2 separate regions of the Homo sapiens genome follow, and region 1 is linked to region 2. A link is a loop called in an ENCODE intact Hi-C map of the cell type or tissue named here. Cell type or tissue: PC-3. All regions are shown on one strand. Each heading gives the region's core, and the rest is flanking DNA. Links, peaks and the distances in the headings are about the cores only. Region 1 overlaps PARD3 (par-3 family cell polarity regulator). Region 2 overlaps PARD3 (par-3 family cell polarity regulator).

The links. A loop is a pair of places that touch in the nucleus more often than their neighbours do. Peaks named below come from ENCODE experiments on the same cell type or tissue, not always from the same donor. Only the 100,000 strongest peaks of a DNase experiment are listed, where the experiment ranks them.
Region 1: it touches region 2 in a loop (5-fold over the local background); 2 of 110 quality-filtered maps call a loop at or near these places.

Annotation. Positions count from the first base shown.
Region 1 is chr10:34,123,715-34,126,630 of GRCh38, forward strand. The region is part of intron 23 of PARD3 (par-3 family cell polarity regulator); the gene reads right to left. Among named protein-coding and RNA genes, the nearest start is that of LINC02629, 220 kb to the left of the region's middle. In PC-3, for the core only: no CTCF peak of the experiment used is centred there; a DNase peak (open chromatin) is centred at 1,217; H3K4me3 peaks cover 752 bases; H3K27ac peaks cover 1,135 bases.
Region 2 is chr10:34,183,900-34,186,815 of GRCh38, forward strand. All of the region lies in intron 22 of PARD3 (par-3 family cell polarity regulator), which reads right to left. Among named protein-coding and RNA genes, the nearest start is that of LINC02629, 280 kb to the left of the region's middle. In PC-3, for the core only: no CTCF peak of the experiment used is centred there; a DNase peak (open chromatin) is centred at 1,402.

The DNA.
Region 1 (2,916 bases), core at 257-2,756, 60 kb before region 2:
CTTGTAATGGTCTCATACGGTGTTTTATGAATTAAGTCTTTAAGCATTTCTCTTAATTAAATAAAATCATTGCTTCAAAATAAAAATAGAAAAAAATGAAAATACAAAACGAAATATTTAATAGACAGTTAACAGAGTAAAGAACAAACATGAATATCCACAGTACAAAGTTTCAGTACTAATTAGAACTAGGTAATACTGTAAGACTTTGACAGCTTAATATGCGAGTGTGCTGCCACTTATGAAATAAAATCATTGTTATATTAACATATACATAGAATATTCAATAATTTCAAATAATCTATCACTTTTCTTCTTATAGATAAGGAAAATAGTGTGTAAGTATGTGTGGGTGTGCACGTGTATATATATATCCACACACATATGTAATATTTTTATAAAGGATCACTTTGAGCAGATTTTCTCCTTAAATTATGAATGATAAAAATCTGCAAAATTTTGTATGTCCAAGGGCACATATAGAAAACAAAAAGTAAAATACAAAACATTCAGGCACTTTGGATGAAAACCTGTGATGAAGATGATGGTGAGAATGATGCTGATGACAAAAAGACTAATGGCATTCCCTTGAGATTCACAATCCTTACTTTAGCAATTCACATGAGCTGTGACCCTAATAGGAATTCCATATTCTGATAAGAGTAGCAATTTAAAGATTTGGTAGGGAGCAGAAATCATTTTTATGCCATTAAATCATGTGAAGAGTGTCAACTGTTGACTCTGTTGAAAAGTGGCCAGTGCTAATATTGGTAATTATTTTCTTCAGTAGACTTATGTACAACCTTTAATCAAAACAACGTTAACTTTTGTCTACCCATCGTGCCTTCCCAGCCTTCCGCACCCACCCACACATGCCATAATTATGTAACTATTGACTGAACTCTTGTGGGTCTTGAATGTTGAAAAGCTTAATTGCTCCTAAGGATGTGAGTAATGGCTGAAAAGACTGCAAAGCACACCCGTTTCCCTCATGAAGTTTTTAGAAATGAATGTTTTGGTCTTAATTGTATTTGTCTTCACCTCATCTTTCACACCAGTGCTTAGATCTTTTATCCCCGCCCCCATCTTAAGCAATAGGAACACTGAAAATAAAAAGGTTGCTCTACAAAACAAGCCAGGCACTTTAGTATCTGGGCTAATGGCAACCCAAGGTAGCTTCAGGAGTTCCTACCACACAGGGCTTCTGAGCATAGCATGGCCATGAGTCACAGAGCCTTTGGCTGAGGGACAGGTCACAGGGCAGAATAAAGTGCTGACTTTGCGACAGTACAGAGGCTCTCTCCATGTGTGATGGGCACCTCTCTGCAGATGGCTTATCTCCAGGTCTATTTCTTTCTTTTTTTTTTTTTGAGACGGAGTCTTGCTCTTGTCGCCAAGTTAGAGTGCAATGGCGTGATCTTGGCTCACTGCCACCTTAGCCTCCTGGGTTCAAGTGATTCTCCTGCCTCAGCCTCCTGAGTAGCTGGGATTACAGGCACCTGCCACCACGCCCGGCTAATTTTTGTATTTTTAGTAGAGACGGGGTTTCACCATGTTGGCCAGGCTGGTCTTGAACTCCTGACCTCGGGATCCACCCACCTGGGCCTCCCAAAGTGCTGGGATTATAGGAGTGAGCCACCGTGCCCGGCCCTCCAGGTCTATTTCTATGCGAGGTGATTTCCACCCAACTAGAGCTAGGGTCATACTCATTTCAAGGCTGTCAACTAAGGCAGCATTTTTTGAGTCAAGGCATGGAGGCCGCTAGGAGAAAATGAGAGCAGATACTTTTTAAGTCTTAAAAAAGATGGAAACGAAAGGAAAACCACCATTTTCTGAAATTGCCCAGGCACAGGGAGGCAATCTAGTGGTACAGAGTGGCTGTGTGCTATGACTGCCTTGCCAATTAAAGCAGGCAGAGCCCTAAGAGGGCAGGGAGAGCTATTAAAGTCTGAAACAGGAAAAGGGAGAAAAGGACAGATTTTGTTATTCATTGAATGACGGACAGCTAGGAAACAAGCAAGCTTGAGGGAGAAGAGGATATTCACATTGCAGAGTATCAATTTTCTACCTGAAGGACTAAACTACTTTCAGTCACTCCCAACCTGGGATGGAAAGGATTTAGCAATACAGCTATTATTAAAGGCTCCATTATCCCATCTATCAGTCGTCTCAGCCAGCAAGTCTCCTTGTTGGCAACACTCAGGTATCTGCAAAGTTTTTACGGCATACTGTACTTACGTCTGCAGCCTGCAATTTAGTTCTTTTAAAAGCAACACTAAGTCCTGTCCATATCGAAGCTCTGTGATAATAACCCTAACCTCACCTATTGTTCCATTATCTTAAGAAAGATTTAAAGCAACTTGCTGCTTTATTTATGTTGCACCTGGCACTACGTGAGGAAGAAGTTGCCTTTTCTTCTTCTCTTGCTCAACTTGGGAGAGAATTCACTTCAATTATGGAGCTAAGGAAATTTTCTGGGCCTCTGCTCATCTAAAGACCTTTTGTGCCACAAATCAGCTCCCTCAGGCCCAGACATTATTTTGAACAAAGGCCCAGGAACAGGTGCATTCTGTACTGCTAGAGCTTATAGAGAACATTTTCAAAATAGGTAGATTGAAAGGGCTACTTGGATGAATTTTCCGCAGCATCCTGCTCTGTATGTAAAGTAATTGGCTTACATATTTTTCTCTGTGACACATCTGGCTGCACTTTGTGTGTGGGCATTTCTAACAAGCATGACAATTTCAACTAATATGGGCTCAGTTGTACACACAGCTTGAAGGTGAGTTTGTGGTTCCTTAAAACTAAAATGATTACAAACCATTCCAAAGAATGAGATCATGGTCCCATCCCTTCCAAATACAGTGACCCTTCAAGGTCAGAATACATAAGAGAAGAGAAGGATTCCAAGATGCA
Region 2 (2,916 bases), core at 250-2,749:
CCTCCAGTCATCGGAGCCATATCACTCCAACTTCAGCCTCCTGGGTAGCTGAGACTATAGGTGTGCGCCATCATGGCTGGCTAATTTTTGTATTTTTTGTAGAGACAGGGTTTCTGCTGTGTTGCCCAGGCTGGTCTCTAACTCCTAGGCTCAAGCAACCCATCTGCCTCTGCCTCCTGAAGTGCTAGGATTACAGGTGTGAGCCACTGTGCTCAGTCTGCACATCCTTTTATACTGGGAATAGTGAACTGAATCCAGACCTTCACACTGAGGTTTCCGACCAAGTATAAGCAGAGCTTTGAAAATGAAGAGGCGAACAACAGGAGAGGAACTGAATTGTTAGTTGATAGCCTTCACCTATGGTCATAATATCCAGGTTTGTTTCCCACACAGTCTGATCAACATTCTACCTTGGTTGTTCTTTCTCATAAAAATTCCACTCAACCTCTTCAGCTCCCAAGCTCGCAGTGTTCTCTAACTTGCATATCCACTCTGTCAAGAATCACTTGCCCTCCTTCGTGATTAGTTACTGATGGCACCCCCTGGCTCATAGGGGGTTTAGAGAATTAATTAATGTTTGCAAAGTGCTTGTAGATCCACAAGCCGGGGGGTATTATATAAATGCAAATTATTAGCATTATTCTGTTTTCCAATGGGGCAGACTGCCCAGAGCGTTTATTCATGCCTTATAAGAAAACCAAAGTCTCTTTAACTAGGTCTTCCTCTGTTCAAGGGATTGTCGATTTACAACCCCAGCTCACCAACGCCTGCACATCATCCTGTGTTCCAGGCCTTTCGGTTTTTTTTTTTTTTTTTCCCTCAAGGAGCTATTTTTGTGCCCTTGGTTCTTATGCTCAAAGCCTGCAAAAGAGATCAGAACCTACCATGAAAAACATATCCCATCTCCAGAAAGGAGCTTCACATCTCACTTTCTCATCTTTTGGAGGAGATAAGACAGAGGTCTTGACTTTTAGAAAGTTCACTGCATCCCTTGGTGGGACCCTGGGAGGCCCTGGCCAAATTCTACTTTGAGTGATGACATTCTGCTCACCCCAAGCTCTGTGCTGCTTCAGTTGCACAGAGGAGTATTTATTGCTACTTCCTGCCCTTGAATGTTTTGCAGACTTTCTCTATTCTGTTTAAACAAATGCTGTGTTTCACCTGTCAGAGCCCCATCCCCTGGAATAAAGGAGGCCCAGAAATCTAACACCACGGCTATCACTTTTAGGGCCTAGACCCCTGGTTTATTTTGTTATGTAGATTGGATGAGCTATTAATATATCAAGTTTACATGTGTAGTTTCTGTCTTTATCTCTGTTATTTGCACTTCAAACCTGGAAAAACAGTTGAGAGGTTATGTAAGCATTGTCCTGGGTCCTGATCTGCAAATTTCTTTGCCAACTTTTATTGGTCTTTGAAAACTGCATTCCTTTGTCCTAAAGAATGCTGTCTTTCATATCCTGTCATTAGTATTATACAATGTTAGGAGCCAATTTGTCATACAGATCTCCAAACATACTTAAAAAGAGAAAAGGGTCTTTAAATTAGTCTTCATGTATATTAAAAACAGAAAAAGACAAAAGGAAAAGACTGAAATCTTTTAAAGTAATTCCTTCATTTACTGGATTTTTTTTCTTTTTTCTGTTCATGGGCTCATATCTCAACAGTTACTGGATATTTATTGAATTTTATATGCAACACAGACACGGCATTTATCTTTAAGATATTTTTTGCCTCTCATGTTTTAGCTCCAAGACATCTAAGTCACTTTGGTAGAAAGAAGCCAGGGCAGGCAGTGCCCACACCTCCTACTCGAGGCTTCATTTCTGAACTAGAGCAGTTACAGAGAACATCACAGGACCCTGAGTAGGCAGCCAGGTAAAATAATAAAACTGAACACAGTAACATCTTCTATATTATATTATATTATATTATATTATATTATATTATATTATATTTGCATAGGAATATCCATATTACACATTATATTGCAGAGTTTTACAGTTTAAAAAGTGCTTTAAAATGTGCCTCCTTTAATTCTCACAACCCCAGGGGTTACGTATCACCTTCATCTTACAGAGAGGAAACCTTTGTTTCCAAGGAGTTGAGCGGCATGTGTAAAATTGCAGGGCCAGTGAAGGAGCTCAGCCTGAACTTGGGCCCAGGGAGCAGTCAGGACTTGGAGAAGGTTCTCTCTCTCACCCTGCAACCCAAACAACGAGCAGGGGGGAGGCATCACATAGGGGAGGAGATGCAGGAAGAAAAGGAAAGCTCAGGCCACGAGGACACAACTTCCTCAAAACCCAGCCCTAAAGCCGGACGGGGTAGCTCACGCCTGTAATCCCAGCACTCTGGAAGGCAGAGGTGGAGAGATGGCTTGAGCCCAGGAGTTCAAGGCTGTAGCGGGCTATGATTGCACCACTGCACTCCAGCCTGGGTGACAGAATGAGACCCTCTTAAAAAAAAAAAAAAAAAAAGAAACCCAGCCTGCCTCCAGGATGCTCCCCAATCAGATTCCCAAACACTGGGATTTTCAGGTGCAGGCTGGAATTTGGACCATTGTACCCTAATGGTTCCGACCCTCAATCTCACCTCACTGTTGGACTGAGAGAGCCATTCTGGAAGAAGTCATCACCAGGACCACAACCAGTTGCAGAATTTATGTATCACAGTTTCTTGTTTTCCCTCTGATGAGCCCAGAGTAAGCTACCATTCCCAGGGAAGAATGAGGGGAGCAGTTGGGGAACAGGAGGAGGACATAAGCAGTGGCAACCTCAAAAGGCCATGTAAGATGCCATCCTGTGACCCGTCAGCCTCTCCTTCCTCTTCCCTGGGTGCCAAGGACTCAGCCGTCTGTCTCTGCCCACAGACCTTCTGGTGTCAGCCCCTCTCTCCTGTATTCTTAATGGCTGAGGT